Linked DNA regions of Homo sapiens: region 1 is linked to region 2. The links are chromatin loops, found by intact Hi-C in ENCODE. Cell type or tissue: chondrocyte. All regions are shown on one strand. Links, peaks and the distances in the headings refer to the core of each region. The heading gives the core; the rest is flanking DNA. Region 1 overlaps LOC101928331 (a long non-coding RNA gene). Region 2 holds the start of LINC01108 (long intergenic non-protein coding RNA 1108).

Region 1 (16,517 bases), core at 7,760-11,759, 190 kb before region 2:
AGAACACGTAGCCCCAGCAGCACCTCCCTGCTGCGGTCAGTGTGATTTCAGTGGCCGCTCCAGACGGCCCGCTGCTGCCATCACAAGGGCTACAACTATGTTTCATTCATGAGATTTATATTTTTTTTCCTAAGGAATTGCTGGAGTTCTCTTTCTTAGAATTGGTATCAATTGACAACAAGCTTCTCTGGACAGGGATAGAGGTGGCAACCTAGATCACATAGCAACTCTGACCATTGAAATTTTCACTGTGCTTACTTCAGTGGCTTCAGTGACTCATATTTATATGATATGCGTAAAACAGCACTGGTAGATGGCTTAAGATATTTTCAAATCTGTATAGTGTAAGTCCCCAAATAAAATATATAGTCTTTGAGGCAAGGAGCCTATTTTCTATCACTTCAGGGCACTTGGCATCTAGTCAGCATTCAGTGTATGTTATGAATCAACTCAAGATAAGGGAGTCCATCTACAAGGCTCACTGGAAGTATTAAAATATGTGACAAGGAAATACTTAGGAAGGTATAGGAAGTGTGGTAAAACTGTGCCTCACAGGGTTAAACGGACCAAAGAACAGGGCTAAAAGGGATTTTGGTGATTAACAAAATGTATGAGCTTCTTTATAGGATGTCCACTTACTAAACCACAGGGCCAGTTAAAACCAGCCAGAACCAATATGGCTGGCTGGAGCTTGTGCAAAGGAGATCAGCTTGCTGGCTGCGTGACCTTTGATATCACATCCCAAATTTCCACCACATGTTTTATACCAATCCCCAACCCCGGAATTTACAGATGTGACCTATGAAGGATAACTGTATGCCCAAGAGAATTTCCTTTTTTTAATTTTTTTTATTTTTATTTATTTTTTATTATTATACTTTAAGTTTTAGGGTACATGTGCACATTGTGCAGGTTAGTTACATATGTATATATGTGCCATGCTAGTGCGCTGCACCCATTAACTCGTCATCTAGCATTAGGTATATCTCCCAGTGCTATCCCTCCCCCCTCCCCCCACCCCACAACAGTCCCCAGAGTGTGATGTTCCCCTTCCTGTGTCCATGTGTTGTCATTGTTCAATTCCCACCTATGAGTGAGAATATGCAGTGTTTGGTTTTTTGTTCTTGCGATAGTTTACTGAGAATGATGATTTCCAATTTCATCCATGTCCCTACAAAGGACATGAACTCATCATTTTTTTATGGCTGCATAGTATTCCATGGTGTATATGTGCCACGTTTTCTTAATCCAGTCTATCATTGTTGGACATTTGGGTTGGTTCCAAGTCTTTGCTATTATGAATAGTGCCGCAATAAACATATGTGCGCATGTGTCTTTATAGCAGCATGATTTATAGTCCTTTGGGTATATACCCAGTAATGGGATGGCTGGGTCAAATGGTATTTCTAGTTCTAGATCCCTGAGGAATCGCCACACTGACTTCCACAATGATTGAACTAGTTTACAGTCCCACCAACAGTGTAAAAGTGTTCCTATTTCTCCACATCCTCTCCAGCACCTGTTGTTTCCTGACTTTTTAATGATTGCCATTCTAACTGGTGTGAGATGATATCTCATTGTGGTTTTGATTTGCATTTCTCTGATGGCCAGTGATGGTGAGCATTTTTTCATGTGTTTTTTGGCTGCATAAATGTCTTCTTTTGAGAAGTGTCTGTTCATGTCCTTTGCCCACTTTTTGATGGGGTTGTTTGTTTTTTTCTTGTAAATTTGTTTGAGTTCATTGTAGATTCTGGATATTAGCCCTTTGTCAGATTAGTAGGTTGTGAAAATTTTCTCCCATTTTGTGGGTTGCCTGTTCACTCTGATGGTAGTTTCTTTTGCTGTGCAGAGGCTCTTTAGTTTAATTAGATCCCATTTGTCAATTTTGGCTTTTGTTACCATTGCTTTTGGTGTTTTAGACATGAAGTCCTTGCCCATGCCTATGTCCCGAATGGTAATGCCTAGGTTTTCTTCTAGGGTTTTTATGGTTTTAGGTCTAACGTTTAAGTCTTTAATCCATCTTGAATTGATTTTTGTATAAAGTGTAAGGAAGGGATCCAGTTTCAGCTTTCTACATATGGCTAGCCAGTTTTCCCAGCACCATTTGTTAAATAGGGAGTCCTTTCCCCATTTCTTGTTTTTGTCAGGTTTGTCAAAGATCAGATAGTTGTAGATATGTGGCGTTATTTCTGAGGGCTCTGTTCTGTTCCATTGATCTATATCTCTGTTTTGGTACCTGTACCATGCTGTTTTGGTTACTGTAGCCTTGTAGTATAGTTTGAAGTCAGGTAGCATGATGCCTCCAGCTTTGTTCTTTTGGCTTAGGATTGACTTGGCAATGCGGGCTCTTTTTTGGTTCCATATGAACTTTAAAGTAGTTTTTTCCAATTCTGTGAAGAAAGTCATTGGTAGCTTGATGGGGATGGCATTGAATCTATAAATTACCTTGGGCAGTATGGCCATTTTCACGATATTGATTCTTCCTACCCATGAGCATGGAATGTTCTTGCATTTGTTTGTATCCTCTTTTATTTCATTGAGCAGTGGTTTGTACTTCTCCTTGAAGAGGTCCTTCACATCCCTTGTAAGTTGGATTCCTAGGTATTTTATTCTCTTTGAAGCAATTGTGAATGGGAGTTCACTCATGATTTGGCTCTCTGTTTGTCTGTTATTGGTGTATAAGAATGCTTGTGATTTTTGTACATTGATTTTGTATCCTGAGACTTTGCTGAAGTTGCTTATCAGCTTAAGGAGATTTTGGGCTGAGACAATGGGGTTTTCTAGATATACAATCATGTCGTCTGCAAACAGGGACAATTTGACTTCCTCTTTTCCTAATAGAATACCCTTTATTTCCTTCTCCTGCCTAATTGCCCCGGCCAGAACTTCCAACACTGTGTTGAACAGGGGTGGTGAGAGAGGGCATCCCTGTCTTGTGCCAGTTTTCAAAGGGAATGCTTCCAGTTTTTGCCCATTCAGTATGATATTGGCTGTGGGTTTGTCATATATAGCTCTTATTATTTTGAGATACGTTCCATCAATACCTAATTTATTGAGAGTTTTTAGCATGAAGGGTTGTTGAATTTTGTCAAAGGCCTTTTCTGCATCTATTGAGATAATCATGTGGTTTTTGTCTTTGGTTCTGTTTGTATGCTGGATTACATTTATTGATTTGCATATGTTGAACCAGCCTTGCATCCCTGGGATGAAGCCCACTTGATCATGGTAGATAAGCTTTTTGATGTGCTGCTGGATTTGGTTTGCCAGTATTTTATTGAGGATTTTTGCATCAATGTTCATCAAGGATATTGGTCTAAAATTCTCTTTTTTGGTTGTGTCTCTGCCTGGCTTTGGTATCAGGATGATGCTGGCCTCATAAAATGAGTTAGGGAGGATTCCCTCTTTTTCTACTGATTAGAATAGTTTCAGAAGGAATGGTACCAGTTCCTCCTTGTACCTCTGGTAGAATTCGGCTGTGAATCCATCTGGTCCTGGACTCTTTTTGGTTGGTAAGCTATTGATTATTGCCACAATTTCAGCTCCTGTTATTGGTTTATTCAGAGATTCAACTTCTTCCTGGTTTAGTCTTGGAAGAGTGTATGTGTCGAGGAATTTATCCATTTCTTCTAGATTTTCTAGTTTCTTTGCGTAGAGGTGTTTGTAGTAATCTCTGATGGTAGTTTGTATTTCTGTGGGATCAGTGGTGATATCCCCTTTATCATTTTTTATTGCATCTATTTGATTCTGCTCTCTTTTTTTCTTTATTAGTCTTGCTAGCGGTCTATCAATTTTGTTGATCCTTTCAAAGAACCAGCTCCTGGATTCATTAATTTTTTGAAGGGTTTTTTGTGTCTCTATTTCCTTCAGTTCTGCTCTGATTTTAGTTATTTCTTGCCTTCTGGTAGCTTTTGAATGTGTTTGCTCTTGCTTTTCTAGTTCTTTTAGTTGTGATGTTAGGGTGTCAATTTTGGATCTTTCCTGCTTTCTCTTGTGGGCATTTAGTGCTATAAATTTCCCCCTACACACTGCTTTGAATGCGTCCCAGAGATTCTGGTATGTTGTGTCTTTGTTCTCGTTGGTTTCAAAGAACATCTTTATTTCTGCCTTCATTTTGTTATGTACCCAGTAGTCATTCAGGAGCAGGTTGTTCAGTTCCCATGTAGTTGAGCAGTTTTGAGTGAGTTTCTTAATCCTGAGTTCTAGTTTGATTGCACTGTGGTCTGAGAAATAGTTTGTCATAATTTCTGTTCTTTTACATTTGCTGAGGAGAGCTTTACTTCCGACTATGTGGTCAATTTTGGAATAGGTGTGGTGTGGTGCTGAAAAAAATGTATATTCTGTTGATTTGGGGTGGAGAGTTCTGTAGATGTCTATTAGGTCCGCTTGGTGCAGAGCTGAGTTCAATTCCTGGGTATCCTTGTTAACTTTCTGTCTCGTTGATCTGTCTAATGTTGACAGTGGGGTGTTAAAGTCTCCCATTATTAATGTGTGGGAGTCTAAGTCTCTTTGTAGGTCACTCAGGACTTGCTTTATGAATCTGGGTGCTCCTGTATTGGGTGCATATATATTTAGGATAGTTAGCTCTTCTTGTTGAATTGATCCCTTTACCATTATGTAATGGCCTTCTTTGTCTCTTTTGATCTTTGTTGGTTTAAAGTCTGTTTTATCAGAGACTAGGATTGCAACCCCTGCCTTTTTTTGTTTTCCATTTGCTTGGTAGATCTTCCTCCATCCTTTTATTTTGAGCCTATGTGTGTCTCTGCATGTGAGATGGGTTTCCTGAATATAGCACACTGATGGATCTTGACTCTTTATCCAATTTGCCAGTCTGTGTCTTTTAATTGGAGTGTTTAGTCCATTTACATTTAAAGTTAATATTGTTATGTGTGAATTTGATCCTGTCATTATGATGTTAGCTGGTTATTTTGCTCATTAGTTGATGCAGTTTCTTCCTAGTCTTGATGGTCTTTACATTTTGGCATGATTTTGCAGCGGCTGGTACTGGTTGTTCCTTTCCATGTTTAGTGCTTCCTTCAGGAGCTCTTTTAGGGCAGGCCTGGTGGTGACAAAATCTCTCAGCATTTGCTTGTCTGTAAAGTATTTTATTTCTCCTTCACTTATGAAGCTTAGCTTAGCTGGATATGAAATTCTGGGTTGAAAATTATTTTCTTTAAGAATGTTGAATATTGGCCCCCACTCTCTTCTGGCTTGTAGAGTTTCTGCTGAGAGATCCGCTGTTAGTCTGATGGGCTTCCCTTTGTGGGTAACCCGACCTTTCTCTCTGGCTGCCCTTAACATTTTTTCCTTCATTTCAACTTTGGTGAATCTGACAATTATGTGTCTTGGAGTTGCTCTTCTCGAGGACTTCTCGAGGAGTATCTTTGTGGCGTTCTCTGTATTTCCTGAATCTGAATGTTGGCCTGCCTTGCTAGATTGGGGAAGTTCTCCTGGATAATATCCTGCAGAGTGTTTTCCAACTTGGTTCCATTATCCCCATCACTTTCAGGTACACCAATCAGACGTAGATTTGGTCTTTTCACATAGTCCCATATTTCTTGGAGGCTTTGTTCGTTTCTTTTTATTCTTTTTTCTCTAAACTTCCCTTCTCGCTTCATTTCATTCATTTCATCTTCCATCGCTGACACCCTTTCTTCCAGTTGATCACATCAGCTCCTGAGGCTTCTGCATTCTTCACGTAGTTCTCGAGCCTTGGCCTTCAGCTCCATCAGCTCCTTTAAGCACTTCTCTGTATTGGTTATTCTAGTTATACATTCGTCTAAATTTTTTTCAAAGTTTTTAACTTCCTTGCCTTTGGTTTGAATTTCCTCCTGTAGCTCGTAGTTTGATCGTCTGAAACCTTCTTCTCTCAATTCGTCAAAGTCATTCTCCATCCAGCTTTGTTCCATTGCTGGTGAGGAACTGCGTTCCTTTGGAGGAGGAGAGGTGCTCTGCTTTTTAGAGTTTCCAGTTTTTCTGCTCTGTTTTTCCCCCATCTTTGTGGTTTTATCTACTTTTGGTCTTTGATGTTGGTGATGTACAGATGGGTTTTTGGTGTGGATGTCCTTTCTGTTTGTTAGTTTTCCTTATAACAGACAGGACCCTCAGCTGCAGGTCTGTTGGAGTTTGCTAGAGGTCCACTCCAGACCCTGTTTGCCTGGGTATCAGCAGCGGTGTTTGCAGAACAGCGGTTTTTTTGTGAACCGCAAATGCTGCTGTCTGATCGTTATTCTGGAAGTTTTGTCTCAGAGGAGTACCCGGCTGTGTGAAGTGTCAGTCTGCCCCTCCTGGGGGGTGCCTCCCAGTTAGGCTGCTCAGAGGTCAGGGGTCAGGGACCCACTTGAGGAGGCAGTCTGCCCATTCTCAGATCTCCAGCTGCATGCTGGGAGAACCACTGCTCTCTTCAAAGCTGTCAGACAGGGACATTTAAGTCTGCAGAGGTTACTGCTCTCTTTTTGTCTGTGCCCTGCCCCCAGAGGTGGAGCCTACAGAGGCAGGCAGGCCTCCTTGAGCTGTGGTGGGCTCCACCCAGTTCCAGCTTCCCGGCTGCTTTGTTTACCTAAGCAAGCCTGGGCAATGGCGGGCGCCCCTCCCCCAGCCTGGCTGCCACCTTGCAGTTTGATCTCAGACTGCTGTGCTAGCAATCAGCGAGACTCCGTGGGCATAGGACCCTCCAAGCCAGGTGTGGGATATAATCTCCTGGTGCGCAGTTTTTTAAGCCTGTCGGAAAAGCGCAGTATTCGGGTGGGAGTGACCCGATTTTCCAGGTGCCGTTTGTCGCCCCTTTCTTTGACTAGGATAGGGAATTCCCTGACCCCTTGCGCTTCCCGAGTGAGGCAATGCCTCGCCCTGCTTCGGCTCGAGCACGGTGCGCTGCACCCACTGACCTGCGCCCACTGTCTGGCACTCCCTAGTGAGATGAACCCAGTACCTCAGAAGGAAATGCAGAAATCATCCGTCTTCTGCGTCGCTCACGCTGGGAGCTGTAGACCGGAGCTGTTCCTATTCACTTGTTTATTTCTTGAATGAGAATTTCCTAACTTCCCTTTCCTTTCTACAAGTCCTTAACCAGCCCCCAAATCCTCCTCCTAAAATTGCTGACCTTAAATATACTACTTGTGAGCTGAGATGAGCAGATAGATTTGAACCCATCTCCTATCTTCTTGTTTGGCTGCCCTGCAATAACACTTTCTTTCTAAAAAATTCAACACTTCAGTGTTTGGGTTTCTGCCCTGCATGGTCAAACAGACCCAGCTGGGTTCTGTAACAGTGGTAGACTATGACATGCCCTCGCACGGTCCCTTCTGCATTGGTAGAGGACTTGGCCATGGGGCTTGCTTTGGCCAGTGGAACAGCAGCAAATGTGACCGAACAGAAGCTGGATAAGCACTTGCACATCGGGGCTTGTCCTCTTGAAATGCTTCCTCTTGGAAGCCACCTGCCATTCTATGAAGAAGTTCGGGCTAGATCACTGAATGATGAGCAACCACATAGAGAAAGACCCCCACAGAATAAGAGACCGTCAAGGATGTGTAAGTCTCAGTGAACTTCCAGGTGAATGCACCTGATGAGTGACCTGAGCTATTGCACTTTCATGCTGAAGAACTGCCACCTGAGCCCTGCCAACCACCAACTCTTAAATAATGGGAGGAGATTGTTACCAAGTAATAGACAGCTGAAAAAAAGAATGCAAAAGCAGAATAAATTAAAATCTAGAAAATAATTCAATAATCACATATGAGATTCCCCTCAGGGAATTTCTGCTTTTGTGATACATGTAGGATAGTCTTATGTTGAAATCTGAGAATAAAAATTCAAACTAAATGTCAAGAAAATTTTACTCATTTATTAATTCCTTCAACAGTCTTTTGTTGGCCTTCTGTTATGAGCCAGGCTCCGTGTGAATAGAGAAGACAGGGAAAGGGAGAGAGACGAGGGAGCTCATCTCACCCCAGCACAGTGTGCTAAGTGTTGTGAAGGACGGCTGTGGGGAGTACAGCGGAGGGTAGGAGGACGGGCAGAGCTGAGGGAACTTCCCAGAAAAAGGTGGCCCCAGAGAGAAAGATTTTGCTGGCTAAGGACTTTTATGGAAACCTAACTTGGGATGATTTAATTCCAGGTATCTTTATGAAACTTAGGATTTAAAAAAGACAAATGGAGAGTTAGATAAGGAGAGACAAGCATTTCCTATTTATTTAAAGATTCCAAATACAACTCTTCATAAGATATGAATGATCTGTCTTGGCTCCCTTAAAGCACATCCTGGACACATGGCCAAGAAACTGCTTCCTTCAATCACCACGACAGAGTGCCTCGTGTAACAGTGTTCTGCACCTTCCCCTCTCCTCCCCTACCCACACCCATCCTCACACATGCTCCTCCCTGCCCCTGACACTGACAACCTAGGAATTGCTAGGAGAAAAGCCTGGCATATGTGGGAGCCACCCTCAGAGAAGCTGTCCCGAAGGAAAGGTGCTAACTAGGTGAAGACATATGACTCTCTGAGCGCTATTTCTTAATTCTAATGGAGGGAGACTGTGGCATGGAGCCAGGAAACAGAAAAGGCATGAAAAGAAGAACTAATTTGGAGCTGGCGGGGTGAGTGTTTCCTGGCTTATTTAAAAACATAGATACAGAATTCAAACATGGAAGAGGAATCTGACTACCAGAAGGAGACAGGATGTCAACAATGGAGTCAACAATGGCCAGGCCTGAAGCGATGTATTTTGACACTAGGGAAGCCATATAAAGAATACTGCTTGGTGGATCGGGTGGGTTCATCTTATACTCAATGTTTCATTTCCATTTAAATCTCTTGGAGGCAGAGGTTGAGGTTATTGACTTGGCCCCATATTAAGGAAAAATCATAACCCAGGCCTCCAAAGACCTTCCAGACTACAAGAGAAAAAGTCAAACACATGGCTAACGGGCATATATAAGGATCTTCACTGAACACGGACTTTTGAATGTCTATGATGTAGCAAGCACTGTGCTGGACACCACAGGTGCATTAAGGCATATGCCGGAGTCCCTTCCCTCAGGGAACATCCCTTCTAATTGCCACTTAAACATGGCAAACCTACGGAGGTGTGCCAGGACAAGGGCAGTCAGAAGGGTGGTGTGGTATACTGGGAAGCTCATAGACCACCTTGCTTTGAGTGCCTCTCAGCCGCTGTCTTGCTCTGTGATTTTAAGGAAGTCCTTGAACCTCGCTGAGCCTGCTTTTTCCATCTGCAGATTGGTGATAATGAAACCTACCTTGCTGTTTCATGTTGAGGAATCACTGTGAGAAGGTAAGGCCGTAACAATTTGTCGGAAGGAGAAGGAAGGTCAAAGCTTTGTTGAAGAGCTTTATGCTATTGGCCAAACAGAAACATAGAGCCCTGTGTGTGGTAACTCTCAGGGGACATGGTTGCCTCGTGGATAAAAACGTGAGAATTAGAAGAACAGAAAAAGCCAGCAGGAAAACTCAGAGGAAAGAGTCAGAGAGAACAAGGATGTTGTCTGTCTCCAGCATAATTGTGTAGAGCCTGGGATTCATTGCTAGTGACATTCCCTGGCTTCTCCCTCAGTGTGACGTCATGTGCTCTGTGATGTTTATTGCACTGCATTCCAGGGATGCTGCACAGAGCCATGTCCAGTGTCAGAAACCTTGGAAAATAGTCCTCGGTTTAATTTTAACTTTTTATATAAACAGTGACCTAATTTGAGGAAGGCTCGGTCTGGCCAGGCATCCCCGCTCCCACATTTCCTCCTCTTCACTCCCTCCTTCTGCCCTTAGTCAAACTGTCTCGCCTTCATCTCCCATATGGACTTTGCAAACAAGCAAGGGGGATGTGTGAGCTCAGCTAACTTGAAAAGAGAAGACGTGTGCCAGCGAAGCAAAACACTCCAGCCAAGTCATGCACCTCTGCGGGAGGGAGCCACCTCCTCAGCTCTCATCGTGAAATGTTATCTCACCAGGGCAGATGGAGGTACAGACAGAGGACTCCAACGCAACACAAGCAGCTGCCTGTCCAGAAGAGAGCCCTTTCTCTCCCTCCCAGTCCCAGCTCCAGCTGTATTTTCTTTCTTTCTTTCTTGAGCAAGAGGTCAGGTTCTCTCTGTATGCTTTGTGCAAATTAAGTGAGCTGTGAGTGCTGCCTGCGGCCGAAGGAACTACCCTCTGGTCTATGGTTCATCCTTCCTTCACTCCAACCACCACTGAGGGAGCAGAGCCCTCCCTGCCCAAATGCACAAGTGGGCAGCACCTCCGAGAACACAGAAGAATATGAAACGACCCTTCTAATTACTCAGGTGCAAGCAGAGGAGCTAACCATCCCACCGGGAGCCCACCCATGAGTGATGAATTCCAGTGACTGAGCCCAGTGTTGGGGGCTAGGGTAGAGGAAGAGTCCCTTGTGGACACGGTGGGAGGGAGGGAGGCATGAGGGGACAAGCAGGATGCCCTGACAGATTTTAACCCAGAAGCATGAATCCAGGTCTGAGGTCAGCAAACGTTTTCTGTAAAGGGCCAGATAGTAAATAATTTGTACTCTTTGTGGGCCATCCAGTCTCTGTCTACTTGACTCTGCCATCGTAGGGCAAAAACAACCACAGACAATAAATAAACGAACGGGCGTGTCTTGTGTTCCAATAAAAGATGGTTTACAAACACAGGCGGCTACTGGATCTGGCTCATTGGCTGTAGTTTTCTGACTGAAAGATCTAAAAGAACACCCTTTCCCATTGGTTCTGTCCATGTTTCCATATAGCTAACAATATCCTGGAGACCAGTTTGCCGCCCCGTTCCCCAAACCTTTATGTGCCTCTGATTTCTACACCCTGTTACTCTGTCTGCAAAAACCCCCAAATGCTGTAACTGGCTATTCACCTGGACAGAATGGCCTCCTTCAGGGAAAGCCAGCAGGGATGGTGAATTCAGATTTCCTGATTTCGTTGACAAATTCCTCACCACTGGCAGGAATGGGAAAGATAGATATTGAAGGTGCTGAAACCCACCCCTGTTGTCAGTTCAGGAGTGAGGTAAAAACATTCCTTGAGCAATTTGGTTTAGAATCATAGAGCCTCCTATTTTCTAATCCTTCTCTCTTTCTAGGTCTGATAATCTGAATATTGGCACTTCTACTTTATTCTCCATATTTCTTACCTTTTCTTTTCGTTTTCTGTTACTTCATACATTCCTCATGCTTTCTAGAAAAGCTCCTTAGTCTAATATTGCAACCCATAAGTTCCTTTAGCTATACTCACTCTACCATTTTCCCCATTCATTGCTGTGTTTTGTTTTGTTTTGTTTTAGAGTCAGGGTCTTGCTGTGTTGCCCAGGCTAGACTCAAACTCTTGGGCTCAAGGGATCATTCTGTCTGAGACCCCTAGGTAGCTGGGATTACAGGTGTGCACCACCATGCCTGCCATTGAGATCCTTAATCAAGTGTGAGACCCGGTGGAATGGCTAAGGGCTGGACACAGAGATAGATTACTTGTGTTCAAATCCCAGCTCTGCCTATAATTGCAGACAAGTTACTTAACGTTTCTGTGCCTTACTTCCCTCATCTGCAAAATGGGCTTAATAATAGCACCTGTCTTATTCTAGTGAGTATGTAAATGAGCAATGTTCACAGAGCACAGGGGAGAGCAGCATAGTTGAATTCACATTATTTTCAGAACTAGTGCTTCCAGTTCTTTATTCTTACAATTTCTTCCCTGTATTTTATATTGATATTACCTTCCCTTATTTCTTCACTCATATTAACCAGAATCCATTTGAATCCCAACTCTTGCAACACTTCTGCACAGTTTGTGGCCCTTTTCAGCAGGAGTACTCAGCAGGAACATGGTTGTGCCCAGGTGAACTTGCAGTCCCCCGGAATACCACTGAGGGGTTCCAGTGCTGCACATTCCAGAGGGCCACAGGAGTGGCAGGGCATAAGCCCCAGGGCAGGGTGGGAGCCCCACCACCCAAGACACTGTCCATCACTCACCAGAAACCTCTGTGGGGAGGTTTAACTTGAAACCCTTAGAATGATTCAGCACATGTAGGAGGCCGTCTCCAAGGTGGCCACCCACCAGCCTGGGGGCTAAGAGTGAAGGTTAGGGAGATCCTGAGTGCAGCTGCTCAGGCACCCTCTATTTTCATCAACTCCCCCTTCCATCAGGTTTTCTTCTGCCAGATATAAGTGCTGCCTCACCCCCACACCCTCAGACAATAGGACACCAGCACTGAGCCACTGTAGCCATTTCTGTGCTGGGGCAGTCAAGGCTGGTCCTCAGGCAACTCCTGGGTGGAGCAGATGTGGGGACACCAGAGCAGAATTTGTAAAGCTTACTTCCAACCTCCTCTCCAAAGGCGGCTTTGGGCCTCTTCCCTCAGCCCCCCACTGCAGCCACTACGTCCCCCACCTCATGCCAGATGAGACAAGCTGCTGTCACTCCAGAGATCTCTCAAGGTTTTGTGTTGTTGCAAGTGTTGTCAGTTCCTGGAGTTCATCTTTCCCTCTTGCTTCTATGGTTTCTCAAGGGTTGATTTTGGCAGCAGAAGCCTGTATGTTGTGCTAATTCTCCATCTCAGGAAGAAACAGAAAACAGAATCATGAAGTCTAAAGAAACTGAGGTGCTATCCAGCTTTCTGTCCTGGGTATGACTCTCTTATGATTGTCCAAATAAGATGTCATTTGGGCTTGGTGCGGTGGCTCACACCTGTAATCCCAGCACTTTGGGAGGCTGAGGCAGGTGGATCACAAGGTCAGGAGTTCAAGACCAGCCTGGCCAACATGGTGAAGCCCCATCTCTACTAAAAATACAAAAATTAGCCAGGCATGGTGGTGGGTGCCTATAATTCCAGCTACTCAGGAGGCTGAGGCAGGAGAATGGCTTGAATCCGGGAGGTGAAGGTTGCAGTGAGCCAAGATCGCACCACTGCACTCCAGCCTGGGTGACAGAGTGAGACTCCATCTCAAAAAAAAAAAAAAGTCATTTGGTCTCTGCTTCAAAATCCCCACCAATAGAACACATATGCATGACGGGATGGTTCTTCTCATTTTTTGCACTTTTTACTGAAAAATAACATACATACAAAAAAGTAGTTCATAAGCTCAACAGACTTTCACAAAGAGAACACACAGAAATATTCTGCACTGAAGTCTAGGAACTTTACAGGTAGGTTTGTTCACTTAATACGTCTAGCTGCTATAACCGAGAGCTATCACCAGAGCGTCCTTGTTATAGTGAAGAGTTGCATTTCTATAATTTCCACCAACTGTTTCAGTGCTACGAAGTTACACAAAATAAGTGCAATATTTTCTTTAAAAAACAAACAAACAAAAAAACTTTCTTAGAGCCAGATGTGGTGGCTCATTCCTATAGTCGCAGTTACTTGGGAGAATCATTTGAGCCCAGGAGTTCAAAACCAGCCTGGGCAACAGAGCAAGACCCCATCTCTAAAGAAAAGTTTTTTGTTTTTGTTTTTGTTTTTAACTTTTAAGCACTTAAAGTTACATATTTGTTTTCCTATGAGAAATCTTTTTGTCCCCCATCTTATATAATCTTACTCCTTTCAACCAGTTTTGCTGTAACAAGATGGTACTACGGTGATGAAATATGAAAATCTATAGGGTGGGAGGACTGACAGGCAAAGAGATGTTTGGAGAACAGATGTTTGGGGACAGAAAGTGACTTTCTGGGCTAGTCACAGCTGTATGAGGAGAAAAATAGAAACAGGATGGTGTCGGCCAGCAACAGCAACCCAGTTCTTTTCTGCTGAGTCACGCTGGAGGGTTTAGTTTCTCTGGGCCTCCCGGGTGGGCAGACACCGTGTCCAGAGAAAGCAAGAGATACCAGCTGCAGGACGAGGTCTTTCAGAGGGCCTGACATGAGGCAGCGGCAGCCCAAGAAACCAGGGCGGTGCAATCAGAACTGACAGCAGAGCAGGGAGATGACAACTCATCTGAGGCGGCACTGAGCAAATGTTCTAGCCGCTTCCAAGATTCAGCCAACCCTCATCTGAGAGTTAACTATAGAAGCAAGTGCCCTCCAAGTTCTCACTGACAGCCAAGGAGAGGGAATAAAGCATTATGTGTTGAGGATGACATGGATGAGAATTGCAAATTGTGGTAACTGAGGAATTGATGCTTGGTGTCAAGACACAATAGAAATGCTTATGTGGACAACATGAAGCATGAGCCTGGGGGCCATGGGAAGGGACTGGGCTAAGAGGGTGTGCAAAGTGAACATATTAAGCAGGCATCACTGGATGTACGTGCTTGTCCAGCTTTTTCCATATCCATGGGCCTGTCCTTTTAGCTTTTCTATGTGAGAGCTCTGAAAAGGAGAGCGTGAAGTAATCTGGTCTACAGGAGCCTTAGGAAAATCAGGGCCTTCTTCTCCTTCTCTTCCTCCTTCCTTTTCTTCTGTGTTAGTCCATTTTCATACTGCTATGAAGAAATACCCAAGATTGGGTAATTTATAAAGAAAATGAGGTTTAATGGACTCAGAGTTCTACATGGCTGGGGATGCCTCACAATCATAGTGGAAGGTGAAAGAGGAGCAAAGGCACGTCTTACATGGTGGCAGGCAAGAGAGTGTGTGTGGAGGAACTGCTCTTTATAAAACCATCAGATTTCATGAGACTTATTCACTATCATGAGAACAGCATGGGAAAACCCACTCCCATTATTCAATTACCTCCCAAGAGGTCCCCCCATGACACTTGGGGGTTATGGGAGCTGTAATTCAAGATGAGATTTGGGTGGGGACACAGTCAAACCATGTCATCTTCCCTAAATACTGGGTGAATTTAATACAAGGTATGGAAAAAGAACCCCTGGACTTGCATGGTCCCAACTATGCATCATATCTGTGCATACATTTATGTAGATATTTTATATGTTCTTTTGTATACTGTTTTCTTCTTAAATTTAATTGATGCTCTTTGTGTGTACAGGAAATCACTGAAAATAAAAGTGGTGTGATTGGTCTACTCCGTGTATAGAAACTACATGTCTTATGTCTTTGTTACTAGGATAGGTGTTTATAGCTTCTCCTGGATGTACACTTCTAACGTTTGGTCTTCTGGGTTGTAGTTACTTTTGCTCAGAAAGAATTCATCTGTTTCCTGTAGCTATGAGCTTAACTTGTTGCCTGTGGCTGTTTTCCCCTAGTATTCCATAGCCAGACTATGCAATTTAAAGCATAATGGCACTGGCTATGGAGTGTCCAAAAAGACCACCAGAAAAGAAAAAGTGTTGGTTAAGCAAAGCTGGGTTTTTAATAGACTTATTGCAATAAGAGAGAACATCAGCTTGATCTAGATACAGAATCCAGTAGCATCTCAGAAGAGAGAAGTCAGGGGAGGATTATTTAGGGTTTTAGGGCCTAGGCTGGGTGATTCTTAGGTGGGTCTTCAAAGGCAGGGAACTGGTTGGGATTGGGCAGAATTTATGGCACAATAGCTTTGGACTGGTAGGCACCACAAGGTGAGAATATGAAAGTGAGCTTTGATGAGTGACCCGTTAGTCCTGATAAGTCAGCTGTTTCAGTAGCTCCACAGTCTTATTTTCCAGGAGCGGGTATCCACTGGAGCAAGTAGCTGAGTTGTTTTTGCCTGATCTCAGCATTGTTCAACTAAAAGCCTATTCTTTATCCCAGAGTTGTTTAGCTAAGGAACAAGAAAATACATTAGTTTCAGTTCTTATGGAATTACAAAATTTGCTTAACTACAACTTCAACATGCAGAGAAAATATGGTTTTAATATTTTTCCCATAACTGATATGCTTTTATGGGTGAGCTGGTTAGTGGGGAAGTAACAGCAAAGCTGATGATGCAGTCATTTAAACAGCCCCTTTAATGGATACCCCACATCTTTAAGTAAAAATGCCCAATCACTCCAATTTTTCACACTTCTACTTTTCTCTGCAGCTCCTCTCCCAGATAGTTTCTTGGTATATAGGGGAAGGGATGTGACTTACGTGTCTTCTTACAGAAGGAAGAATAGACAGGTCAAGGTCCAGGGTCTGGTTCCTGGAGTCTCTCGCTTGCCACTTACCCCACTGGAGTTCATAGCTCAAGCTCACAGCCAGGATAATACTTGTTCTGGTTCCTCTCACTTGGTCAGGCCTGACAGCTCTCTCTGGGTGACTTTATCTTCCCTCAGCAATAGCCATTTGTAACACACTCTGATTCCTCATTCAATTCTCCAGCCTAGACAATCTATTTCCTGCCATAGAGGCCCTCATGTTAGACCAACTGACTCTATTCTAAGCTTCTCTACTGTAGAAATAAACGAAGACCAACCAAATGAGAAAAGCAAAGGCTATTTATTCAGAGCTTTCTATAGCAAGGGAGTCTGCCACTGTCACTTTTGGCAGCAATGCAAAGGCGGGCAGAGGAGTGGAGGAGCCTTAGAGTGGCATGAAGGGAAGGCTCCAGGTGTATGCTGATTGGAGGCTGTTGGCATGGGAAGCTGGAGGTGGCTGGCTCACTAGGAGCGGGGGCATCCTAAGTGATTACTTAGGGGTGAATATTT
Region 2 (16,517 bases), core at 6,371-10,370:
CAATTTGTTTCAAAATAATAAATGTCTTAAGGTAATTTTTAACCAAAAGTCATAGCTGTTTAAGTCCAAAAGCCTCACAATTACTTGAAAGTAATGATTAATCATTTCTTCCCTTCTCAATTGAAAATAGATACACTGGAAAACACACTGGTGAACAGACATGAGGACTGCACAGGAGAGTCTGATAACAGGAGCTGAACAGCTTTGAGGTCTGTGGCCAGCATCAGTTGCAAAAGTAGTGCTGTATTTCTTCACTCTTTTTTTCTGGCTAAATATGTATTTTTTCAACTATCTCTCTAATACCATAGGAAAGCTCTAAATGTCATTCCGTTTTTCTTAAGAGATAAAAATAATGCACATCTGAGCTCCTATCCCAGCCCCTTGCCAGGATTTTGGGGGTCAACATAATCTGTCCCCAGGGCAGGAAATGGTATTCCAGCCCTTAAGATCAGCCTAAGCTTTCAAATCCTGTGCCCACCTGGAGGCTCTAAGACCTCCCATACATCAACCAGCCATGGCCAAGACCAAGGCTAGCATATTGTGTTCTACTAGTCATCAGTGTATCTGACTTGCATTTTAGGTACCAGCTCAGCCACAGGTGGGAAGAGCATCATGTGGGCTCTTCGGGCCCCGACTCCAGGCCTTGGCTCTTGGATGGCATTTCCAGACCTGGCTGGGCCACAGGGGAGCCCACTGCTCTGAAGTGGTGAGTCCCAGGTTTGGCAACATCCACTGCAATCTGACTGAAGAGCCCTTGGGCCTTAAGCAAACATCGGTGGAAGCCTGGCAGTACTCCCTGTGGGCCTGTAGTGGTGGCCATAGGGTGAGGCTCCTGTGCCTGTGGGAAGTAGAGGGAAGAGCAGGAAGAGTGGGCCCTAGAGACAATGAGCCTCTTGCTTTCTGTTGCCATCATTGAAAGGAAGGAGAGATATCTAGGGCCATGTCAGCCATACACAAGGCTGCTAAATGTGACCTCTTCACTGGACAAACATCAAGAGAAGGGGAGGGCTCTCCTCATAGCTATAACTTGTGGATCGACCTTGGACACAGCTTGATGACTGGAGCCCAAAGCTGCTGCATGTACCAGGCTGTACCCCTTTGCTTTAGGGGTGGGCTCTCCCTCTTTTAGCCTCATACTCTAGATCCTGGAGGAGGGCAGAGGAATTATGACTCAGGTTGGCAGCTCAAAGGTATTTGGAGAAAGGCACACAGGGTTATGAATGAGCTTTTCCCACCTTTTCAGCCTCCCAGCTAAGCCCCACTTCCAGGCTCCAGGAAGTCCTGCAGACACAGAAGCAAGTCCTAGACCAGTATCAGTCATTCCTAGGCAGTCAGAGACTCCCTGGAGTGAGCAGTAGAACCCTGTCTCAAGTTCTTCCTCTTCGATGCTTTATCACTTATCATGTTTGTCTATAGTGTGAATAGAATATTCAATCATTTATTTACCCACTGATTTATCAACTATCTATTAAACTCTTTCTGTGTTACAGGTGTCAGGCCAGGCTCTGGGGGAAGAATAGTGAATGAGATATCTCTTTACCTTTAGGATCTTTCCAGGCTAGGGTGTGTGTGTGTGTGTATGTGTGTCTGTGTGTCTGTGTGTCTGTGTGCATTGGTTTTTGTTTGGTTTAGTCTGGTTTGGTTTGGTTTGGTTTGAATTCTTTGTCTCAGTGCCCAGTGAGATAGATGCCTCTTTGCCTTCATGGTCCTTCCAGGTCAGGAATTTTGTCTGTGGATTGGTTAGTTTATTTGTTTGGTTAGTTCCTTGTTGCAGTGCCCAGGATGGTAGCTGATCCTGAATGGTTGTACAGCGTGTCTGTTATTACTAATGAAAATGGCCAGGCCCACCCACGTGGAGCGCTGGACCCAGGACACTTCATGCCTTACGAGACTCATTCTCTGCCCCCTTCACTTTCCCTAGAAGGTAACATCTAACCAAAATGAACAACAAGAAAACCTTAGGAAATAAACAGAAGGAAATTATCCGAAGGGGCAGCTTGCACCTGAAGTGCAGGTGAGGCAGCATGGGGTGTGGGGACAAGCAAGGAGAAGAGGTTGCTGTAGACCAGCAGTAACGATATTCTTGGTATGTTAACTTTTCTTGGTATGGGAACTTTAAAACCCTTTCCACAGGTTTTAATTAGTACCTCCTACTTCCCTTTCTGCCATCCCCTTGCCCCAAAGTGGTTCTAACTGCCTTGTTTTAAAACATCACAGGGCACTAGAAAACCCCAAGACCAGGATTGAGCATTCCTTTCACTCAGCCACAGGAGAGGACCCAGGAGCCAAAAGAAGCCAGGAAGCCCCATCTCCTCTCTCTGCCATCGGCAGCAGCACTGCTACCCAGGCAAATCCTTTTTCTCCTGTTCCCCAAGTGAGGGCTCCTGACAGAAAGCCAGAGCTGAAGTTTAAAACAATGGCATGGAATGGAATCCTACACCTCTAATTGGACAAAACCAGAGGAAAGTATCAGAACGGGGCAAGAGGACATCCACAGAGCAAGGAGGCACAGAGGTTGGCTTCATAGCTGAGCACCCTTGAGTTGTCTCCTAACTTTTCTGTCTTGTATCACAGTTCCCTACCCTCAACCCATAGGGGAGTCATGAGGATCAAGGAAATAATCCATGCAAAAAGCATTTCCAAAGTTCCTGCCTTAATTTTTTAATCTATAAAATGGGTGGAGCAACAGCATCTACCTCATAGGGTTATTGCAAAGGTTAAATATACATAAAGCATTTAGAATAGGGGCAGAGTTAAGAGTAAGCATTTATGGCCGGATGCGGTTGCTCACGCCTGTAATCCCAACACTTTGGGAGGCCACGGTGGGTGGATCATGAGGTCAGGAGTTCGAGACCACCCTGGCCAACATGGTGAAACCCCATCTCTACAAAAGATACAAAAAAGTTAGCCTGGCGTGGTGGTGGGTGCCTGTAATTCCAGCTACTCAGGAGGCTGAGGCAGGAGAATCGCTTGAACCCAGGAGGCGGAGGTTGCAGTGAGCTGAGATCAGGCCATTGCACTCTAGCCTGGACGACAGAGAGACTCCGTCTCAAAAAAAAAAAAAAATAGCATTTATATAGGATTTGTATAAGCATTCATTATTGTAACAATCGGGTCTGGGCAGGGCATACATAGTGCAGATAAGAGTTTAACTGAAGAGTTATTTAATGTTGATACTATTTACACAGGTGGTAGCAGGTTTCAGGAATCAATGAAGCATGGTGAAAGGACCAAGAACTAGCCTGAGGCTGGAGCTGTGCAAGAGGCAAGGTGGGGATTGGAGGAATGAACACACCAACCTTTCTCTCCTCCCACCTTCTGATCTCCTCTGTATGTCTCCATTGCCAAATCAGCCAGAAGCAGAGGGCAAGTGAGCCCACATGAAGCAGTCCATGGGTTCAGTTTTGGGGGGGCATAGAGCTTGGATCTGATGGAGGAGAAAAACCAAGATAACTAGCACAGCTATTCTTAGCAGTGAAGTTGGCATTAGTATTAATATTAGTATTAACCATTGCAAATTAATATTATTGCTATTACCATTGTGTATCTCTAGTAACAGGACCTGTTTCTTTTATTATAGATCTGAGTTTTCGGCTTTGTGTATATTTTATTTAACGGGGCCTGACTTTCTGTTTGAAAGATTTGTTGATGTGGCTCTTTTCATTTGAGCAGCTGTTGTTGCCAATGAATTAAAGAGTAACCAGGGCTCAAAGTGATTTGAGTCTGGTCCTGATTTGGAATCCACTGTGTGGAGCCCATCCATCCTCAGGAACCTCAGTTTCCTTTATTATAAAAAGGAAAAAAAGTTATAGCTCTTACAGCAGAGTTGTAAGAAAGACTACCCTGCCAGAACTGTTCAAATATGAGGAATTGGCAAATATAAAATTCTAAAATATTTCTTAATAATATGCACAAGTTCTGACTTAACAAGCATGGCATATTGTGACTACCCTGTTAAAAAAATCCGCTGATCATTTTTCACAACTTATTTATTCTTGGTGCCTATTTCCTTTCCAAGGAAGGAAAAGGGATAAAAGAACTTTAACATCTTTTTTCGTTACCAAGTGCTTTTTACATTATTCCTGAAATTCACTTCTACACGCAGAATATATTTAGGAGTCTGCCTTCTGATTTAAAATATATATTTATATGTATCTAAATCATTTCCTATAGACTTTTTAAGCATTTTGTTCATCTAAATGTGTATGTTTCTGCTCTAATTGAAATTCCTAAATAGTCACTTTCTGAACTGTCAAAATTGTAAAGCTGTTGATGGGTGCAGCTCTGGGGTTTCCATGGTAACTACTTTCATTGCCTAGGAGATGCTGGTCTGCTGATACTATCACTGAACTGGCTCAAATCTTGAAAACTTGGCGGTGCCCAAAAATGTGGAAGCATGTCCTGAAAGTTTAACGGGCTTTTATTTTTAATGGCTGGCACCAAGCGTGGCCTCATCAGGGCTTGGGAAGAGGCAGCTCTGTTTCGAGGTTCTTCATTGTGTAGAGGATGGGAGCTTTGACAAGCATGCTAATACTACCAGATCCTCTTTGGATGGTAAGCTTTTATGTGAATAGCTCCTAAATAACATTACCATCACTCACTACTACTGGTATGGAAATTGAGTTAGGATAACAGAGCCTGAGTTCCCCCATGAGATAACAAGATGCTTCTGAATATAAGTCAAAATTGGAGTATAGATTGTCTCACAACTCTACTGTTTTTTGTTTCTTTTCGTCTTTCTTTCTGTTTTCTCTTTTTGTCCCTCTCTTTCTCTCTTGTCTGAAGAGTCTGGGACGCTGAAGGCTATAAACATCATGGTTTGTTACACACTTTCGATGTCTGCTCAAATGTGGTGTACCATTTCTAAACCACCTCCTGTTAAACCGTTTGTGGGAAAGTTACATTTAAAATAAATCATTTCATGATCAGCAGTTTTATTGGTGCGTGGTCAAAAATTACCCAGGGAGAGAGAAATCATTTAGTTCACCCTTTTTTTTCCTATCCTAGGAACTCGAGTTTTTTCTAATTACATCCGGAGGATCATTTAAACAGGGTGGTCCATTTTAAAGCAGTCACATTTAAATCTACTTTGCATTAAATGAGCTTGCTTTTAGATGAGTTTGGCTGGCTCAAGAATACATCACAAAATGCAAATCTGATGATAAATAAAGCTTTGGCTACATCGTAGAAATGGGGAGCATTTCAAAAAATGATGTTAGCACTGACTGCTAAGTGAAATGGCATTCCCTGAACACTCCTCATATTTTAAACATTTAAATGTATGCTACTAAATCAAATATGTCCATTTAATATGTGGCAATTTGTAAGCCACACAAAATAAGAAGATGAGGTGCTAGTTTTTCCTCACAAGTTAACACTGGTGAAAATACAAGGGTGGAATAGGGCTGTGAGAAGTCAAAAATAGGAGGAAATGGCTCTGCATACTTATTTGAGGAGTGTTTTGAAGTCGCTAGCAAGCAGAATGTGAACTGCTGTGTGCCAATTATACCACATCTCCTTGGGACCTGAAGCTGTTGAGTTGATGCCTTCTTAGGCTTGGCTCCTAGAAGAAGATAGAAGTCACGAAGGGGTAAAATATTAGCTACGACTAAAAATGCTTTAATGAACGGTTGAAACAAACATCTCAGACTTTATACATGCATAAAACAAAAGATTCGTCCCTTTAAAGGATTAGCCTTCTTACTACTTTAAAGTATTACGCTTGTTAGCCAAAGCGATTATTACAATGATCCCGCTGCCATTGTTCAGATTTTTGAATGCCAGTTTCCACTTTTTAAAAAATTGCTTTCAAAAACTGCGACATGTCTGGGGCATTTTTTTTTTGTATTATACTTTAAGTTCTAGGGTACATGTGCACAATGTGCAGGTTTGTTACATAGGTATACATGTGCCATGTTGGTTTGCTGTACCCATTAACTGGTCATTTACATTAGGTGTTTCTCCTAATGCTATTTCTCCCCCGACCCCCACCCCATGACAGGCCCTGGGGTGTGATCTTCCCCGCCCTATGTCCATGTGTTCTTATTGTTCAATTCCCACCTATGAGTGAGAACATGCGGTGTTTGGTTTTCTGTCCTTGTGATAGTTTACTGAGAATGATGGTTTCCAGCTTCATCCATGTCCCTGCAAAGGACATGAGCTCATCCTTTTTTATGGCTGCATAGTATTTCATGGTGTGTATGGTCTGTGGCACATATTTCTAATTATTTACCAAAACTTATTCTTTCTTCTTTTGTATTATGTGGAAGCTGAGTATGTGGCTTCTATAATAGTAAAATGGCATCTGGGCACATGGCTACTCAGCTGGTGATTACCAGGTGTGGCCACGTGACTAGATTCTTAACAGAAAATAGAAGTGCTATGAGTCATTTCCAGACCTTGGTACAAAATATTGCACATGAGCTCTCCATGACTGTTTCCATCTCTCAGGAACCATAGGAACCCAGCATCGACCTAGCAGATGGCAGCTACTCTAATTCTTATGCTGGTAATACAAGAAACCTGGGTCCCTGGATGACAGCGTGAAGTAGATCCACCCTGCCAACCAGGTTCTTTTTTTAAACTTGTCACAAGAATGTAAGTTTCCTTTTTCTGTAAATACCACTGCATTGTTGGGTCTTTGGGTACAGAATTCCAAAAAAATGTAGGTAATGAAAATGGTGTCTCTAATGAGAAACAAAACCTAGTTGGAAAAGTAAGTCCTTGTATAGATGTTTAGGAAGGAGTTTCATGAACTTATAGTTAGTTATTGTACTAGGTTCACCAAGTGAGTGAATCAGAAGGACACAGAAAAGTACCTGGAAAGGAGTGACAGGAAGACAGGTGAAAGAAACATTGGAGAAAACACAATCAAAATTAATCAGATCCAATATTGTAATTTTTTAATACAGGATATGTTGCTCTAAGCTTTTTATGTTCAGCCTCACTTTTACATTCTTCTGCATATAATAGAATCCTACATAACTGAGGTGTGTCTGGGAAGGACATTTTGTGAGATTTTGTTGCCAAAATACTAAACTTTCAGAAGGATCTTAATAGGTCCATGTTTCAGTTATCTGCTGCTGTGCAACAAACCAGCCTAAACGTAATGGCTTAAAACTGTAATTTATGGCATATCACAATGCTGCAAGTTGACTTAGGTCAGCTAGGATGGTCTTCTACTCCATATGGTATACTTCGCATCACTGATCTGCCTGCATTCAGCTGGGAGCTTGGCAGAGAGGGGAACTTCCAAGATGGTCTTTCATCCCTCAGGCTCTCTCTCAATACAGCTCCTCATCTTCCAAACATCTAACCTGAATTTCCTAAAAGCATGACAGCTGACTCCCAAAAGGGAGCATTCCAAGAGAGAAAAATTAGAAGCTGCCAGTTCTTGAAAGGCTTGGGCTCAGAAGTTTTAGAATGTCACTTTTGTTAGTCAAAGCAAGTCACATTCAAGGGAGGGAAAAATAAACCCACCTCTTGAGGTGGGGGACAGCTTGCACCTACAGAAAGGGAAGGTGTTGTTGTTGGCCCTAGTTGGAATGCCTACTACAGACATTATACAGAAAATAACTGGTCATTATCCCCAGTTCCTGGCACACAGCTTCAATAACCCTTGGACTTTGCTGAATGATAGAACTGTCTTGTTATTCATAACAAGCCTCTTTCTACCATACCTGAGTTTATGCTAATAAGGTAACTTATTACAGGGCTCTTAGATAGTTTTAGGATGGGAGCTGGTCCCCAGATAAACCAACCACATGATTAAAGAGTTAGAATTTCAGCCCCACTCTGAACCTCTGGGGAAGGTAGAAGGACTAGAGGTTGGGTTCAGTCACCAAGACCCAGATAAACCAACCATATGATTAAAGAGTTAGAATTTCAGCCCCACTCTGAACCTCTGGGGAAGGTAGAAGGACTAGAGAGGTTGGGTTCAGTCACCAAGACCGGTATTTAAATAAATCATGTCTGCATAATGGAACCTTAATAAAACGCTGAAACAGAGAGGCTCCAAGAAGTTCCTGGGTTATGAACGCATCCATGTGCTGGGAAGGCAACATACCTGGAATTAAGTTGTTGGATGTTTTCCACATCTTTTCTAATCCCTAGGATCCTAGGCACACAGTTTGTCCACAATATATTCTCATTGTCTTGTTGTGCTGTTTTATCAAATCTTACCTATCTTCAACTGCCTTTGGACTGACACATACTGGACCTGAGAGATCAGCTTCCTGTCCACCAGAGGCTTGGAAGGCTTCCATAAGGAGTCCATGGAAGCTCTGCACCCCACCTCTACCCCCAAGGCCTTGCCCTGTGTATCTCTTTCTCTTGCTATTCATCTGTATCCTTTATAATAAAATGGTAACAGTAAGTATAGTGCTTACTTGAGTTTCCTAAGCCATTCTATTGAATTCTTGAGCCAGAGGGAGTTGTGGGAACCCCTAAATTTGTTGCCAAGTCAGACTGAAGTGAGGGTAGCCTGGGGACCCTGTTTGTAGCTGGTATGTGAGTAAGGGCAGTATTATTAGGGACCTTGCCCTTTACCTTGTGGGTTCTGATGTTAAATAGGGATAGTTAGTGTCAAAATGTATTGAATTGAATTGTAGGACACCCAGTTGGTGTCAGAGAATTGCTGTTGGAATGCAATCACCAAATAGAATCACCTTGTGGCTAAAACAAAGGTTGCAAGAATGCAGAGGGCTTGGATTAAATTACTTACACTGGTATTGTCCATGTGGCTCTCACAAAGATTTAGTTTTCTTATTGTAAAAGAAAAATACCTATATTCAGGTCTAATATGCAATTTAAATACACAGGAAAAAAACACCTTATAAACTGAGCAACACAAAGTAAATATTAGCGACTATTATGGGCCAGATGCTAATATAAAAACAAAAATCTTATTTATAACCCAACAAGAGCACTGTGGCCAGATTTTTACCCATTTTCAAGTCAAGTGAGAGAAATAATGAATGTAGATTCCCAAAGCTAAAGATATAAATTTGGTCCTACGTATCTTCTGTGTGCATGTCTGGGATTTTTTTCAACCAATTTTTTTCCATTCAGTTCCAGGCAGAAACTTGACAATTTCTTCTCATGAATCATCTTTCTATGGCACTATTCCACACCCGGCAGAAAAATTATGTGAGGCCACGGTCTTTGCTGGCTGGCACTCAAAGAAAACATGCAAAACTGAACTCCATGTGGTCTTTGAGCCATCCCTCAGATCCTGAATTCCCTCAGCCCTTGAACCTGAGTTGGGTTAGTGGGAATCCCAGCTGGGTGCCAGGGAGAAGGCTGCTCTCAGGACCCAGCAGAAAGGGATGGGACGGAGCAATGTGAGTAAATGAGGGACATCTGCTCCCGAGATTTTGTGGCACCCACTCATCAGAGGTAAAATGAGCCTGTAACATTTTTAACAATTCAAGCCTCTGGTGGACAGGAAGCTGATCTCTCAGGTCCAGTATGTGTCAGTCCAAAGGCAGTTGAAGATAGGTAAGATTTGATAAAACAGCACAACAAGACAATGAGAATATATTGTGGACAAACTGTGTGCCTAGGATCCTAGGGATTAGAAAAGATGTGGAAAACATCCAACAACTTAATTCCAACATATATTAAGTACTTCCTTTTTACCAGTACAGAGGATGCATGACATATAGTTTCATATAGTCAAGGTACAGTCACCGATGTAGAGTTTCAAATGTTCTATGTACATGCACGCACACACATACACACACATTAGAAGAGATGATCTACTCTTCTCTTGTTTACATGCTTTTCATGAAGCCCTTACAAAGAAAACCAAGAACAATTCCTCAAAACTCCATGCACAGCTTCCTCTTTGTGGATCCTGAGACTTCGGATGCTGGGACTAACTAGCCACTCACCGAGTCAAAGCTGGTGTGCAGAGAAAACCATTTCTCTCTTGTTAAATGACCTCGCTTCATCATAAAACCTTAAAAAGAAAGCTTCCAGATCATTTGTCTCCATCACAAAACTTATAAAAATGAGATGGAAAAAAAGTTAAATTATTTTGGCTCATAAGTTTCAGATGGAGTTGTATATTTCCCTAAAGGGTCAAAAATAGAACATTTATTAAACGACGAGTTATTCAAAAACCGGCACAGGCCCCAGTTGTCTTTCAAAAGCTCTGATTTACTGCATATTTCTCCCTTGAGAAAGGCCTTTTTTAAATGTTCATTTCCATTTTAAGAGACTGTGGGCTTTGATCTGTTGGGAGCATTCTTTTTCTTTCCCTGACTGGGGCCTGTCGGCTACTCAGGCCTGTGTTTTTCCATGGCCTTCCCCAGCATTCACACGGCATCTCCTGCATCTGCGTTCACCCTGGCTAATTTGGAGGTCAGAACTGGTGAGTCCCTGTAGCAGGTGACACCAAGAACCAATGAGCCATATTTGCTCTTCACACCTCAACAAAGATGCTGCTTCCAGGAGGTAAGAGAAAGGTGAGATGGGCTTGGGTGTCCCTACAACCTGCAAAAGCTGTCAAGTCCTCCTTTAAAGTTAATTTGAAATTTCATAATAAATTTAATCTTGTTACTCCAGGAAAGTCAAGGCACAGTCACAGTGATATTAAAATGTATTTTGCTTTTGAAAGAATCAGGTCCTTCTTTTATTTTTTGAGACAGAATCTTGCTCTGCTGCCCAGGTTGGAGTACAGTGGGATGATCATAGCTCCCAGTAGCCTCAAACTTGCCATCCTCCTGCCTCAGCCTCCTGAGTCGCTGGGACTACAGCTGCACACCACCACTACACCTCACTACTTCATGTCTTTTTTTTTTTTTTTAACTTTGTGTGGGTAATATCGATATGTGCTTGGAGTCTGCTGGCCATGAGTTTTTCTATTCCAGACAAGTTGGAAGATCAAGGGTGAAATGGGTCATTTTTAATATCAAACCTGTTGCCCTGCTTTGTTTTCAAATCACACCACTCTTCACCCTCTGGCCCCACTAGGCCTTAGTGCAAATTAGTAAAAACCTCCCCCTTGAGGGGCAGATACAGGGCCCTGCCACTGTGTCCATCTTGGTGAGACACCAAAGGCTGGGTTTTAGTTCCCACTTGCCTTATAAACACAGTTGTGCCTGTACTCCCACTTTGATCCCCCCTGCCCACAGGTGCCCAAAATACACACACACATACACACACACACACACACAACCCTTGAAATGACTGGAGTAGCACTAGATGATTCTTCCAGTGCTAAACAATTTATTATTTACCCACCTCTTCCTTTCCTCCTCTCTTTCCTCTTCTTGTCCTCTTCCTCTTCCTTTCTCTCTCCATTCTCTCTCTCTTCTGCAATAATACAGTGAGTGTTTGTGTAAGTTTCAAATCCAGCAACCTGAAGATTCGCCTCCAATGGCACAGGGCTGGACCGCACTCAGAGGTGGCTGCCACCCAATCGTCACTCAGCGTTTTATCGCTGGGCTATTCTGTTCGAGTGCTAAGCAATTGTTCACAGAAATAAGATAATGGAAAGAGCAGAGACAGAATGAGCAATGGAGAGAGTCGGGCCTACCATCGCGCTTACTGCTGTTCGTCACAGGTAAATGACACATACAGGCTTAAAAAGCAGCTCTCTCTTTTTTGTAGCCCATTTTTGTTTGTTTGTTTGTCAGATTACATGTTCGATCAATTGCGACAAGCCACTGTACCATGCAAGGCATTGTGCAATCCAGTATAAACCCAAACCTCCATGGGCAGAAAGGAAACCCATCCACACTGCCCTCTAAGGGCTGTTAACCACTGTGAAGAGAAGAGATCACCAGGGATTTTTTTCCCAGATGACTTTCTATGGCAGGGAGGGAAAGAAATTGTGTTCTCCAGGAGAAAGTGGTTAATTTTATTTTATTTTATTTTATTTTATTTTATTTTATTTTATTTTTGTAGCTGCAGGCAATCTGTGGATAAGTGGGTATTACCATCGTGGTACATCTCTAATTAATAAGATCAATTGCCACTGTATTTTCTTTTACAAACTCATTTAGATATGTCAGGGCTGCAATTATTTTGCGAATGATCTGTCTTTACGCTTATTCATCTTTCCTCTTCCTCAAGGAGCAAATAAAACTGTCAGCTTAAATGCCCTTTGAAGTCTGTTTTAAATCCTTGATTGAAAATTAAAAACAAAGCTCTCTAGCCTGGTGCCATTTCCAGGGTCAAAGTTCCTGTCCTCACATTGCTTTGTGTGTGTGTGTGTGTGTGTACACAGGCACGTGTGTGTATTGATTTCTGTTTTTAAAAAGGTAACATGTTGGCTTCTGAATCCCAATGTTGCACCCTTTTCTTTTCATCTCCTTAGATCTGCAAGAACTCTGAACTCATAGATTATGTCCAAACTGAGAAGCACTGGACAGTCATTTTGCTTATCTGCGGTTTCTCATTTCTGAGAAGAATCTCCATATGGACATTATCACTTTTGTTATAATCTCGAGGATGGTTAAGGTAGCTTTGATCGCCACTTTCATATCTCCTGTGATAATCAGCACCAATGGAATGTGCAGAAATCCATCCCTATTCCTAAGGACTCCTGATGTCATCTCACCAGGTGGGACGGTTTGTCCTGCTCGAGTCTGCACGCCCAGCTCCAACAGCTTCGCCCAAGTTTGGGGACAGGCTTCACCCAACACCCAGAATCTGTGCAGTTATTTGGCCCCTCATTGAAAAGCCTCTCACGGTTACAGACAAAATTAACTTGGTCATCCCTGCAGCGCCGGAGGGATACTTCTGGACTCTCTGTTTGGGGAGTGTACGCTCAAACCGTTTCAAGAAGAGATTTAAACCTCTTCTTGGAGAAGACTGAGGCTGGCACAAGGCTAACAAATCAAATAACTGCACCGAGGCAAAGCTGCCGTCTCTCCCGGGCTGTACCCTGCCTGCTTCTCCCATCCCTGCCTTCTGGCCGATTTGTCTTTAAGGTTTTAGCATTATCCCTCTGTTGACAAATGAATGCTTTTCTGGAAGATGAGGTATTTCCAGAAGCAGGCAGACACTGGCTGGAGCGCCGTAAGAGCTCTGCCTCCCTCGATTCGTTATGTGAACGGGAGAGGCCTGGAGGTTTTGCGCGAGCATTACGTTCAAGGTGATGATAAATGGAGTCTGGCCGGGGTGGTAATAAGGGAATTTCTAGCCAGATCCTGTCTAGACCACGGTTTGTTATGGAGGGAAAGCCACAAAAGGGGGCTATAGTACCCCGTTCCTCAGAGAAATTGTCCTCAGGGAGAGCCAAGCACATTTCCAGTCCGAACCTTCGTCCGGCCCCTCACTGGGGCCGCTGTAAATAACATTAGCCTGTCTTTCAGCAAGCTCTGGGAAGCTTATAAACCGAACACGGTTTTTGTTGTCTGTAGTTGTGCATTAAGCTCAGTACTGTCAAGTCTAATTATTCTCATTAAGGCCTGAAAGTTTTAGGGATTAATTAAGCAGAGAGCCAAAGCTTATGCAGAACAGCAATATTTTCCCCCTGAAGGATTAGCCCGTCATTCTGATGGGGTTTTCCTTGAGCGTTGCCCATTACTTTATAAGATAGCAAAGTGTGGAGCTCATATAATATGGATTAGAAATCGCCTACATTTCACATGTGCTATTCAGCCATGAAAATAAGTCCTGGCCCTTGTGCCTGTAACCCGGAAGGCTCACTAATGAGAACCAGGCAGTGGGGCTAATGAGAAATTCAATACGTGCCGTCTCTCCTTCCCGTTTCCTTTCAATTTACTTTCTACAGGAGCCAATATGTGTAGGAAAAGTCTGAGTGGATGCTGGTATTCTCCTCTTTACCTGGTAGGGATCTTAGAAATTATCTGATTCTAGTCCTTCTTGCTATAGAAGTGAAAACTGGGATTCAGCAACCTGCTTAAAGGGACCCAGTTAATGGCAAAGCTACTTGAAGAGAAGGTGACAGGAAACTTCAGGAGGTGTAGACAATCATTAGGTACATTAGGATGGTGAGGGTACTTAGTCTTAGGTTTTGGTGTGATGGAAAATGCCGCAGAAATGAGAAGGTCCCACAATGAAAGGAGGATGCTGGTGAGGACCTAATTTGCAGACGAGCCCCAGGAACTCTGGTGCCCTGCTTGGCAAAGGATTTCAAGGCTTCCTGGAGAAATGGGGGTAGGGGGAGGGATCGTTAAGCCCTGGCACCCCAGATATAAAAAGGAAAGTCAGACGTGGGTAATCACCCTGTCTTCACCCAGCAGCTCCAGTTTTCAGCAAGGCAGAGGGGACACTTCTGCCTTCAGTCTCCCCTACTTCACATCAAGGCGCCGTTGCATTTGATGGCTCGGGACGCGGCCTTCCTGCCTCCCACACTCCCAAATCCATGCCTTGTTTATCTTTTTAGAATGGATCTCTGATGCCTGCCCACCACGCGGCTGGAGTGGCGCCAGCATCCCCAGGGCACGTCTGTGATGACCGATGAGGTCCACCACCTCTACCCCAGACCCTCCCATACCCAAAGGCTCCCTCTGCCCAGTGAAGTCCCCTTCGCCCCAGCATTCCTGCACCAGGCACATCCCAAGGGTGGCCCCGTGTCCTGCAGGTGGCAGGAGAGTGCACCCTCCTCAGACACCAGTCTGATATGTCACCAGGAGAGAGCGGGCGGTCCTCAGTGTATGCTCTTTTCTTGTCTCTGGGGAGCTTGTTTTGGCTCCTCAAGAAGACCTTGGAAAAAGCACAGGTTGTAGAGGCGGCATTCGCCGGGCAGAACCATGTCCCAAGACAACTGGTTAGTGAGGCCAGGCGTGACAATCATAATCGGAGCAGCAACTGTGCAATGGCATAGGCAAAGGGGGCCGAAGGCGCAGCAGCCACCACCATTATAGTCAGACTGGGCACCGTTTCCTAAATGTCACACATCCTTCCAGCCCCTTGATCTTTGCTTATGAAAAGGGTCATTCCCTCTACAATCCTCTAGAACTCTTTGTAGGTTTTTGTTTGTTTTCCAAACACTGTACTTGCTTCTTTATCTGTCTCTCTATGAACCGTGAGTCCCAGAGGACCTCGTGGTCCTCAATTATCCTTGCTTCTCTGTGGCCTGTGCCATGGGGCTGAATGTTTGTAGCCCCCAGAATCCATATGTGGAAGCCCTAATCCCCACTGTGCTGGTATTAGGAGGTGGGGCCTTTGGGATGTGATTAGGGTTAGATGAGGGCATGAGGGTGGGGCCCTCATAATGAGATTAGTGACCTTATCAAGAGGATGAGACACTAGATCCCTTGCTCCCTCTCTGCCTGCAATCACCAGTGAAAGGCCAAGTGAGGACATAATAGAAGCCATCCCTTCCCAGAACCCAGCCATGCTGGCACCCTGATCTCTAGCTTCTCAGCCTCCAGAACTGTGAGAAATAAATGTCTGTTGTCTACTCCACCCAGGTCGTGGTCATTCATTATAGCAGCACAAACAGACTAAGACAGTAGGGAACAGTGATTGTTACATTATAGGTGCTTAGCTAACTTGCTCACTGATCGGCTGAGGTCTCTCCCCTGCCATTAAACAGTGAACCAACAATTAGTTAGCAAATGCAATTTCAGCTTCTACTGAGGGAAAGATAATACACCCAGCAGTGTGAAGAAATTTCTTTGCAGAACCAAACTAAAGGTCCAGGTTACTAAACACAGCATTAGTTTTTCTCAAATCAGTATGTGTTGTTATACAGGCAAGCCTAATTAATCATATTTCCAGGGTATACACTGAATAATCTGAGAGAAGAAATCAATTACCTAAATTCGTGGTTCTCATAATTCGAAGCAGTCGAATTTCAAAGTGTAGGTTTTAAATCAGAACTGTTGATCGTGACAGATGGGGACATGGGAGGGAGGTGTGCATTTTAAATTTTAAAGAAACGTAATTTTATAGCAACCTGCATCTGTTAATAGGTTACATCTGTATCTTTTCAATGTTGCAGACATATAAGGCAAAAGAAATATTTTATAGATAATTCAACTAATTGACAGGCCTTTTGTTATTTCTTTGTTTTTTGGGGTTTTTTTGTTTTGTTTTGTTTTTGGTTTTGGTTTTTTTGGTTTTTTGTTTTGTTTTGTTTTTTGAGATGGAGTCTCGCTCTGTCACCCCGGCTGGAATGCAGTGGTGGGATCTTGGCTCACTGCAACCTCTGTCTCCCAGGTTCAAGCAATTCTTGTGCCTCAGCCTCCCGAGTTGCTGGGACTACAGGTGTGCGCCACCACGCCCAGCTAATTTGTTTTGTATTTTTAGTAGAGACAGGGTTTCACCATTTTGGCCAGCCTGGTCTCAAACTGCTGCCCTCAAGTGATCCACCTGTCTTGGCCTCCCAAAGTGCTGATTACAGGCCTGTGCTACTGCACCTGGCCTCTTTTCTTATTTCTAAATCTACTAACAGAGGCTGTTGACTTAGCACTTCTGCCCAAGCTCCTTCAAAGGCAAAACCATGCAGGAGGTGGGGAAGGTGCCTAGAATAAAAGGATGTAACAAATACAAGATGAGGAACAAGTAATATCATTTTTCTTATTGCTTGTTAA

What was found. A loop is a pair of places that touch in the nucleus more often than their neighbours do. Peaks named below come from ENCODE experiments on the same cell type or tissue, not always from the same donor. Only the 100,000 strongest peaks of a DNase experiment are listed, where the experiment ranks them.
Region 1: it touches region 2 in a loop (2.5-fold over the local background); 2 of 110 quality-filtered maps call a loop at or near these places.

The regions. Positions count from the first base shown.
Region 1 is chr6:14,470,481-14,486,997 of GRCh38, reverse strand. The region is part of intron 1 of LOC101928331 (a long non-coding RNA gene); the gene reads right to left. Among named protein-coding and RNA genes, the nearest start is that of LINC01108, 190 kb to the right of the region's middle. RefSeq lists a silencer at 12,104-12,328 and enhancers at 13,316-13,816, 13,817-14,317. In chondrocyte, for the core only: no CTCF peak of the experiment used is centred there; no DNase peak of the experiment used is centred there.
Region 2 is chr6:14,278,997-14,295,513 of GRCh38, reverse strand. It overlaps LINC01108 (long intergenic non-protein coding RNA 1108), which reads left to right and starts at 10,060. Exons shown (of 2, transcript NR_108097.1): 1 at 10,060-10,458; 2 at 12,326-15,387. LOC124901266 (a long non-coding RNA gene) reads right to left here and starts at 9,693. Exons shown (of 2, transcript XR_007059465.1): 1 at 5,446-9,693; 2 at 3,148-3,427. In chondrocyte, for the core only: no CTCF peak of the experiment used is centred there; no DNase peak of the experiment used is centred there.